2 separate regions of the Homo sapiens genome follow, and region 1 is linked to region 2. The links are chromatin loops, found by intact Hi-C in ENCODE. Cell type or tissue: chondrocyte. All regions are shown on one strand. Links, peaks and the distances in the headings refer to the core of each region. The heading gives the core; the rest is flanking DNA.

What was found. A loop is a pair of places that touch in the nucleus more often than their neighbours do. Peaks named below come from ENCODE experiments on the same cell type or tissue, not always from the same donor. Only the 100,000 strongest peaks of a DNase experiment are listed, where the experiment ranks them.
Region 1: it touches region 2 in a loop (4-fold over the local background); 2 of 110 quality-filtered maps call a loop at or near these places.

Annotation. Positions count from the first base shown.
Region 1 is chr14:78,694,788-78,700,174 of GRCh38, reverse strand. All of the region lies in intron 6 of NRXN3 (neurexin 3), which reads right to left. Among named protein-coding and RNA genes, the nearest start is that of NRXN3-AS2, 12 kb to the left of the region's middle. In chondrocyte, for the core only: CTCF peaks have their summits at 2,411 and 2,610; no DNase peak of the experiment used is centred there.
Region 2 is chr14:78,563,525-78,568,911 of GRCh38, reverse strand. All of the region lies in intron 4 of NRXN3 (neurexin 3), which reads right to left. Among named protein-coding and RNA genes, the nearest start is that of NRXN3-AS2, 140 kb to the left of the region's middle. In chondrocyte, for the core only: CTCF peaks have their summits at 1,967 and 2,168 (motif pointing right); no DNase peak of the experiment used is centred there.

The DNA.
Region 1 (5,387 bases), core at 248-5,247, 130 kb before region 2:
AGACCATGGAGGATAGACCATGAGACACAATTGCTGCCAACAACATGCACAGAGAAAGTTGAAGGACAATTAAGGGGGGAATATTTTTTCATATCAAAATTGGAGTGAGATATATTTGTCATGTCAATTAATGTACAAGGACCTATGACCATAAACTTGATTGAAACTGTACTTCTGTGCCCTCTGGTTGCTAGGGATGGCACTGTTTCGATCCTCTAAACTAAGCGTCATAAACACATGGGTTGTGTGTTTCTGATGTGATAACCAATGCATTCCCTGTATTTAGCAAAGTGTGTGGCACATAGTAGAAGCTCAATAAATACACACTCTCATTTCCTGCATTTTCTTAGGCACTAAACAAACCTACCCAGAGAATGCCTACATTTCCTTCTGTTTTAGAATATTTGATGAGGGCACCAACTCCAGTAGAGTAAAAGTTACATGTCACAAAGCAGAGGAATTAAGATGAGGTGAATAGGTGGTACCTGATTATGAAAAGCTCTAAAAATATATACATTATGCAATTAGGGGAAAAAGGTAACTATTAGAGTAGAAAGGAAGCCTTAAGCAGTTTGATTAAAAAGATGACGAAATTTAAAACATACCTTGCTGAACCACTAGGAAACTACTGTTATTTTTATTCCGAGGACTAGAAATGACTCTAATCGTCTCACTATTAACATGTCTGGGAATAACATGTCATTCTCTGCTTAAAATTGTTCGATGGTTCTTTATCAACTTCAGAATTAAATGCAAACTTTGAAGCATTATATAAAAACCTCTTCCTGATCTAGTCCTCACTTCATTGTTACCAGCCTTGACAAAAGTTCAGCAGGTCCTCCAATTTATCATTCCAGGGATAAATCTTGCCTGGATTCTCTACCTGGATAACTACTATTCGCCACTTGAAGCACAGTTTAGGCATCACCTCTTTTTAGAAACCTTCTTCAATATTTCTACCCACTCCATTCCCACCCACAGCTGATTTCTTCCTCTCCGCCCCCATGGCTTCATGTTCTAACTGCTATCATTGTATCTATCACATTGTGCTGGAATTGTCTGTTTCTTCCAGTAGACCAGGAGCCTCTCAAGGGGAGAAACCTATGCCTTTTCTCTCTGTATCTCTCAATGCCTGACACAAAGTACGTGCTTACAGGAGGAGGTGGAAAAATGGGAAGAAGAAGAGCAAGGAAAATCACAAGGGCTACTTCCTGATGCCTTTAAGTCTGTGAAGACTATAATGCAGAAAGAAGCCTCTATATCTATTCTGCCTGAAAATAAGTAATGAGATGAAAAGGTAGAAAGCTAAAGTATTACAAATGGTTAAAAGGCATTTCTTGGAACCACTGAATATTTAGTAGAGTTTTCCCCGGCATGTATGCATAGAAAATTTGCTTTTATTTTTAAGGCAATCTATATGGAAAGTTCTGCACCCCAGAGTGGCAGCTATCATTAGTGTATATGTCTCAGCAGAACACTAACAGAAGAAGTAAAAGCTCAATCACAAACTCCAGTAAGATCCTCTAAGAGACTGGCTGACAAAGTTCGGTGCCAACACTACCTCCCACTCTGAGGCACGCTAAGGGGCTACTGGACACCTCTAATATGACAATGTAGCTTTGACTTGTCATAGAAAACACATGAATGTTTTGAGACAGTATCTCAGAGCCTTCATCCTCTCTACCTAGAGTCAAAGAACAAGAACGACTCTCCAACAATGAGGCCTTTGGCCATAACTAGCAGCTTCTGGCTGTTAGCAGCTACTCTGAAAGAAAATAGATGACAATAGGCATGCCAAACAGCTTTTGTAGAAAAAGCTAATCTGAGAGGCTCAAAGACAAAAGAGTCATAGAAAATACTGTAAAAGCATTCAATGAAATAGAACCTTTAAGAAGTCTAGCATAGTTGGTTGGAAACAATAGTAGCACATGAGGCAAGCAGGTATTGTAAGCAATCCAGGTGACAGAAGCAGTTAGTTCAGAACCATGCGTAAGACGGGTTCTATAAAGAGGTGCAGGCTAATGGGTAAGTTCCAGAACTCTGGGGCTAAGAAGATGACTGCGTATAGGGGCAACCTCTTGTAATGTCAAGCCCACTAATTTATACAAAATACACGTGGACCAGTGCTGTACGGCTTCCTGATGGCTCAACAACCGCCAAAGGAGATCTGCCCGTCAGAAGCAATTACAAAGTATTTCTTGCCTGGCCTGTGAAGCACTTCTGCTTCTAGCCTAATGAAGGCTTTAATCAGGTGGCTTTTCAAAGTGCTCCAAAGAGCCCCTCTGCAATCAGCAAAAGAGGTGGGGAAAGTGATAGGAAGAATATGTCAGGTTGGCAGGTAGCTGATAACAGAATGATTTCCAACCTGGTACAGGAGGCAGCAAATAAGAGTTGGGTGCAAACTGACAATAATATAGACAGAAATGCTGGTACTCGAATTAATTTTTTTCCAAAAAAGGTTTCTTTACACTTTGCTAGCTTAAAAGTAGTCATGCAACAAAAGGTCCCCTCCTTTCTTGGGACTCCCTTTCAAGGTGATGGTATATAGGCCCTAATACTTTTACCTATGAGTTTGCATTACCTTTAGTAAATCTGCAGAGACCTAGATCACCACTAGATGTCCCTTATGCCATGCAAAATCAACCTGAAATGAATTTCACTACCAGTTACACAAATCACATTTAAAGATAGATTTTCTAAGCCTTTGATCTTGGGTGCCAACTGTAATTCCTATGATGACTCACTCCGTTGCCTTATTTATATTGTGTCCACTTTGGTAGTATTTCAATAGTCTTTTATTATAACATATAAAATTATAGGCAGAGAATAGGAAACTGATGAATTAAATTTCTTTTATATTTATATAAAAGAAGAGGTAGAAATAATAGAGAAATAGGTAGAAAGAAATATTGGAGAAAAGGGACATAGGATGTCTAAAGAGGTCCCAAATTCATTATCACTTCTAGGAATCAAATAAGTTTTCATATAAAACCACAAGCTCAGACTAAATTCAGATTCTCCATACGCTGGGATTTTGTATTCTGAGATTAAATAAAACTAGGTGTGATAAATAATTTTAATTTCACATCTCAAACGTGATCTATCACGAATGGTTGTCTATGACACTAAGTAAGGAAGACTGTTGTACTGTGATCAACGAGCAATGTCTGCTACGGGTGTGGGAACTGGGAACAGTGGCTCCCATGACATGCCTTTGCAGAACTTGGGTTAATCCCCTAACCCTAAGGGTCCCAGACTTGGGATGAATGTGGGTGATGGTGACAGTGGTGGTGATGGCAGTAGTAGAAACAGTGATAGCTAATATTAACAGAGAGCTTCCTATGGGTTGGTCATTGTTCTTAGTGTTTCACATGTAAAGACTATTTAATCCAAATGTGAAATATATTCAAACCAAGATGTGACAATACCTTTGAGAATAAAAGAAGGAGGCACTATTAATAATTCACCTGGACAGGAGATATTACCCAGAACTTTCCAAGGTGACCTGGAATAGATGGCCACCCTATTTGATCCTCACAATCTGAGGCACAAGAAGCAGCATAAAATATAGTTAACAGCAAATATGCTGAGTTGAAGTATATTCTGAGTTGAAGCATATACTCTGAGTTGAAATTCTTGTTCTGCGACTTGTTACTGTGTGATCTAGACAGGTTACTTAATCTCTCTGTACCTCAGTTTTCCCATCTTTGAAGTAGGATAACAATAGTACATTTACCTCATAGGGTTGATGTGAGAATAAGAAGGTTAAATACATGTAACATGCTTAGAATATCTCCTGGCACCTTGCATATATTGGTTACTATTATCCTCATTTTACAATTGAGAAAACTGGGAATCTGAGATTTTATTATCTACCTAAGCTCACACAGCTATTAAGTAGTGGAGCCAGCATGGAAATAGAGATAAGTCTGGCTTCAGAGCCTATAGGCTTAGCAACTATTACTATCCTCTCTCTACAACAGAAGAGAAACTAAGATTCTTCAAGATCACACTTTTAAGATTCTTTGATCACACTTCTTCAGCTAGCTGGATTATAAAAGAAGTTACTAGAAAAATTGATCTCTCCTGCCTGTGGCTTAAGATAGCAGATTACACTCAAGTAGGCATGGATGAAGCATGTTTAGGAGCACCTGCCAAAGCCTTGAGGAAGACTCCTCCAAGGTCCATATCCCCCTTAGATTATATGAAAGAGGTGGAAAAGACATGAAGAAGTCAAGAAACATCTGCATCCCAATTTTAGGTACTGAAGTTCCCTAATTCAAACATTGGTGAAGTCCCTGCTCTAACCTTGCATGGGGTTGCCCACTCGAGCTCATAGTGTCCACTGATACTCAGTAATCTCCCAGTGACAACTTAGACCCATTTTTATTCTCTTGATAAGACAGATGGCAAGAGCTACTGCTGGACACAGAAGAGTGAGTGCCAAGCCAACTGTGCACACTTTATCCTACAGAGATGGACCACAATCTACCCACAACAGCCAGACAGTGGAAACTGATTGTCACTGATTCCTTGTCCAGAACTCAGACCAGCTCTTCCAGTTACTTATCAGCTCCTCAATAAGTATTAATTAATGGCTTATTTTCCTAATGGGAGTTGGGAATGTTGCCATATACATCTGTTCAGTGGCATTAGGCTGACCTAAATTAGACCTTTCCTGACAGCAGCCCCAGGCTTTTTTTCAACGGACCATCAGTTTGGAAGTCATTTACTCCTGAAATATGTCTGTAAGCAAACAATGTTCTTAGAAGATCAAGCACTTTGAATCTACAAAAAGAGAAAGGTATCTCTGTAGTAGGCTGAATAATGTTCCCCAAAGATATATCCTAATCCATGGAAACTGTAAATATTATTTTATTTGGAAAGGAGTCTTTACAGATGTGATTAAGTTAGGGATCTTGAGGTGAGACTATCCTGTATTCTCCAGGTGGACCCTAAATGCAAGCACTTGAATCCTTATAAGATGAAGGCAAAGGAAGATCACACATACAGACAGAGAGATGATGTGAATATGGAGATAGAGATTAAGGGCCACAAGCCAAGGAATATGGGCAGCTATCAGAAATGGGAAGAGTCAAGCAACAGATTCTCTCCTTGACATTTAAGAGGACATGCAGCCCTGTTAACACCTTTATTTTAGCCCAGTGAAACTGACTTATGACCTCCAGAATTATGAGAAAATAAAATTACTATTTTTAAGCTACCAAATTTGTGATAATTTGTTACAGCAACCACAGGAAATTAATACACCCTCCCACTGCTGCTCATTCCTCAGCTCCTGATAGACTTTGACTTGCAATAAAAAACACCAGAACAAGGCTTGCATCCTTTGAGGCTTGCTATACATGGACTGGTCAGGTTTATGG
Region 2 (5,387 bases), core at 168-5,167:
GGAAGAGCACAGCTATCTACCAGTGTTTCTGGTAGAAGCTCTGCCAGTGTTTCTCATGCCCACTAAAGTTTAAGAACCACTACCCTATAGCAGTGTCTCCAGATGTTGTGGTATGTTTTCCCTGGAGGGTGTGACACATTTGCCACATGATGAACTTTAGGAAAAAATATTTAGCTCTTAGATATTCATTTCAATATGCAGTCAGTAAAAAACCTGGCTAACACATTGAACCCAGGATTTCAAAGACATATTGCTTGTAAGATGATGCCAAATCTACTTAAGTCAAACAAGATAATCGGTGTAAAGAAAATCAATACTGTTGTAGGGAGTTATGGTGAAAATAGTGAACCTGATACATAAATTACCAAAGTCTGGGATACCTGGTATACCTCCAGTTCCAGCTATAAACTGGATATCTCAATCTGTTCAGGTGGCTACAACAAAATGCCATAAACTGGGTAGCTTATAAACAACAAAAATTTGTATCTGACAATTCTGGGGGCTTGGAAGTCCAAGATTAAGGTGCTGGAAGATTTGGCATCAGGTGAGGGCTACCTCCTGGTTCATAGATGGTGGCTTCTAGTTCTTCTTCTGTCTTTCCATGGTGGAAGGGGTGAACAAGCTCCCTTGGGCCTATTTTATAAGAGCACTAATCCCAAAGCACTCATGACTTACTAACCTCCCAAAAGGCCCCCCTCCTAATACCATCACATTGGTGATTACGTTTCAACATGTAAATCTGAGGGAGGGACACAGACATTCGGCACTGAAGATCAGAACATGAGCCCCACTTCCAACTGAGCTCCCCTACCAGCATCCACTGCTCTCTCCAAAATCCCCTCTACCCGATACCTCAATTTAACCTCAGAACCTCTGTCCATGGCTTTCAATGCTAAATAAAACTGAGAAGGAGAGGGATGTGTAGTTCTATCTTCTCTGATAGAATAAGATCATGAAAACCCTGAATGAAAGGAATGATGGAGATGGAAACACGATGAAAGTGGAAAAGGGCTCAGGATTGGAAAGCTGCAGGCAACGAAGATGAATTCTGCCATCTTCTCCAGTTATAAGTCCCAGTGTCACTCACCATATTCCTGTGCACTTAGAGGCCAAAGACCTCCACGTTGGCAAGATTAAAATGAGAAGGGGTAGTCAGGGCTGACATCATAATTTTTCTACTACTAATAATAATAATGTTTATTTACTATTATTATTATTCATAATAAAGCCATTTAAACCCCACTCGATAAGAGGTTTAACAAGCCCATTAAGAACAGGAAACCTATTTCCTGCCTGGCGTTGTTTACACATATAACTAGGAGACACTCACTGGCTGGGGGAGCCCCATTAGCTTTAACCAAGAGTCTTGGCAGGAGCTCATGGAAGAAAATAAATCCCTCAAGCAGAATTACATGTGGTCAGTGAGGTCATCGCTCTTGTTTGGCTGGGCTGCACTCTAGGCTGAAGATCCAGAGATGGAGCAGGGCGACCCCACAGCCATGCTGGAGATAGGCACCCTCTTGTCCTTCTCTCATCCAAAGCCAGCTGAGCACAGTTTACTGGCACAGCCAGCTCTGGGGAAAGTTGAGAAGTGGTGAAGCCAGTTTATTATCTACCTTTCTATGTACTCTTGCCCATTAATGGGCAATATTCCCCACTCCCATCTGGCTTTGCATATTTTTCTGCTGCTTCCTGGTTGCTCAGAATCCCCATTCTATGATGGTTCCTTTAGAGCCAAGAGACTTCCAGGCCCATCCTGCAGCCCCTTCAAGACCCAACTTCTTTTGGTCACCTTCCCTTGAGAAAGAATTGTGTCCTGTAACTAAAGCCATCCATCATATTTAAGGGTCATCCATGGTGGAGTCTCCATACATCATGTCTGACCCAGGTAAAGAGGAGCCAGGAGGCTCCTCTCCCAGGGATGTTCCTCTTGAACAGAGAACTCTGAGGATTCAAGCAATCCTTCCCTAATAGATTCCAAAGTCCTGCCCCCACCTGAAACCACTAGGGAAACACTGTGGTGCAAGGGTTTTCTGAATTGTCCTTCCTTCCTCTGGGCCAAATCACACACTAGCCACAGACTGTGGACTTGGTCTGCATTAAGCTGGTCCCTGGTAGAGCTTAGCACTTTCCACACCGAGTAAAGCTTTCTTCCCAGCAGAGGGCAGCAACGGTCAGAGGCTGGAGCCACTGGTGCGCAGCCATCTCAGAGGGACTCGATAAAATGGGAGGAAAGAAACCAGAGGGAGGAGGAAGGAAGGAAGGTGGGGGCTCGGGGCAAGCACGCAGAGCTCGCTGCTCCTTCACCTTCCACCCTGGTAGGGTCTGGCTCTGTGGCCAGGGCTCCCCATAACCTAACGCTTTCTGGTTGGCCTGTCTCACCCAGCACCGCCAGCTTGGAAGGCTTTGGGTTATTAATCTAGCCCACCCAGCCCCAGCACACTTAAACCTCTTAGCTTTCCCTTACTCAGCTGCTGATGCCACATGGAAAACTTGAAGGAAAAGAAAAGGGGGAGAGAAAAAAAAAAAAACCAACATTTTAGTCTGGGGTAGTTCTGCTTCCATAGCAGATATTTTTTTGCATCCACTTCCTTTCAGCAGGAGCGACATTTACATGAAAACAGAGCTGAGGACAGTAGCCTCCCTGGACCTGAAGTCACCATTTGGCCCTTCTGGGCTGCTGCCAATGCCAGCAGCAGTGTGAGATCATCGGGGGCACCTGTTTTTAGAGAGTCTTTTTTTTGGCCGGCGTTGGGGGCGGGGTGGGAGAGCCGGCATGAGCTTAACACAGGCTCTCAGGACAAGTATGATCAGGAAGTTGGGCACAATTGATCAACCAAAAAAGCAACACGGTTTCATTGAGGCAGAGCTGCCAGTGTGGGGAGGAAGCAAAATCATAACGTTCAGAAATGTTAAAGGGATAGAATCTGTGGAAATCTGAAGTGTTCAAAGAATGACCAGGGTCAAATTTTTGCCAATACTTCACCTCCCGTCTTCTCTGACTCAATTGTTGCTGCCAACCTTTCAGATGTGATTGCTAGGCTATAATACTTTTTCCAGCTTTCATCTATCTGAGAACCAGAATTCCAGCCATGATGAATCCCCAATGCCTCTGCCAGTCTTCTGTAATGTACAGAGGCCTCTATCTACACATAGTGCAGGGCTACATGCAGAACAAACCCCCAAGAAATAGTTGTTGCCTGCCTAATTCCTGACATTCATACAGTGTTTTGCAATATTCAAAGTACTTTTACGTTTATTATCACACTGGCACCTCATAGCAACCTTATAAGGTAGACAGCCATTATTAAATCCATTTTACAAATGGGGAAATTGAGGCATAGAGAGATTAACTAGTAAATGGCAGAGACAGAACAAACTCTTGTGGGATTCTATTCCTGTCTGCTTATGGACTTGAACTTGAAAACACAGCCTGCTGTTCTAATCCCCTTCACCCAATGATCAAGACACCTTGATTTTCAAAGCACTGGATGTGCCAAACCCCAGATGCTTTAAAAATTCTCTCACACTGGAAAAGCTCTCTACCTGAACCTTCAGTTTTAGGGTTCAGTGTGGAGAAAGAGCTTCTGAGAAATCCTGGTGGTAGAGCTCTGTTTACAGGGGAAACAGGAAATTGAAAGGCCTTGTTTTAGGTAAGTTTGTGAATTCCAAATTGAATAGATTGGCACCAAAAGGCAGGCTTCTTAGGATCCTTGCTTTCATTTACTCCTTGATCTATCTACTTAATAAATGAATATTAACTGAGCATCTTCAATGTTCAAGGAACTATCTTAGAATCAAAGGGATAGGAAAAACACACAGGGCACAGTTATCCCTATCAGGTGCTTATAATGTAGTTGTATAGACAACATATGGTCATACAAAATAGCATAAGATAGTATATACCAAGTGCCAAATGAGTGCTGCTGCTGCTGAGCACTTTAGAAATTCAGAGAGGGAACGGCACTGAGTGCGCTGAGGAGGTCAGAAAAGGCTCAGTGGAGGACATGGAACATAATCTGATCCCTGAGCAGGAATCAAAAATATGAAGACAAGATCTAGTGGAAGGGTTCTAAATATAGGGGAGAATACTGACTGAGACCCCCACCATATGTCAAGTACTGTGGTAGGCCTGCACAAGGTTTGGGATGATAGGCAAAACCTACCATGGCGGCCGTGAAGACAACAGCCTAGGGAAACAGTAGATAAGGATATAAAGATTAGTAGGAGATGGAGCTGGAAAATGCAGACCAGATCGAAGGACCTTCATTACCAGGCCAAGGACTTGATTCCAAGAAGGAAAGGTACAATACATAAGTTTCTAACCCATATACCTCCTAGAGAGGAGGCCGGGGTGTTCCATCAGGACCTACAATGTCCCATAGGTGAGGAGTAAGCAGTGGTGCCTGGTAAATTTCTAAACAAACAGAGATTCTGGCTTCATGCAAACATTCTCAGGACAAAGGAAGAAACAGGTAATGGGTGAAGTAGGAGCCCAGTCAGAGCCCAGTCCTACCTAGAGATAGTTAAATAGACATTCTGAGGAGCATTTGTGAGCCTCCAGTGAAGAAGATGTGTGAGGTTGCTCTTGACAGAGCCAAACACTATAACCTTCACACTGAGGCGGGAATAGGAGGAGGGGGACAAAAGAGGGCGGAGACAAAAGATGTTCACTTTAAGTCAGCCAGTTATTGGCATCAAAGCCAGAATTCACCTCCTCTCTCCATTATTATTGTGCTTTATTATTATTATAAGGGAGAAATTGCTATTCACTAGGATTTTTTCCCCCTAAGTATTTTAAATGCTGCTGTAACAGTAAATATCACCTCTGGCATATTTGTCCTGGAAGAAAAGAGTATAATTTGGAATACCTAATTGAAATGTGCTACAGGAGATAAGGCAGCTGCAGAGACTGACATTTAAAGGTAGGAGACACCACGGAAGACATGAAATATTACTGTTGCTGCCTCAAAGCCAAAAGCCACTTTCACAGAATGGAAACATCTTCCAGTTCTGCTTCCTCCTTCTGGGTCCCCCATGATCCCATTCCTCAGACTCACTGCTATAGGGTTCCAGTCATCCCTGCTCTTCCTTTAGAACCCCAACCTGCTTGCATTGAGAATGCTGAAGGGCAGGCAAAAGAGAATGATCTCATCCTAGTTCTCTTTTGCTCTTATGTACCCATCTCAAAATCCTAGGTCTTATTTCTTGATAAATCATTTACATGAAGGTGGATGGGCTAGACACAAAAGGAAAGGAAGAGATCTGTCAGTGCATCTCAGTAGGTCTCATTAAAAAGCTGTTTTATGCCACTGTCGCAGAAACATAGTAAAAGACTAGAGGTTACCTGTGCTTAACGCCCAGCAAGCCCTGCCCATTGATAACTG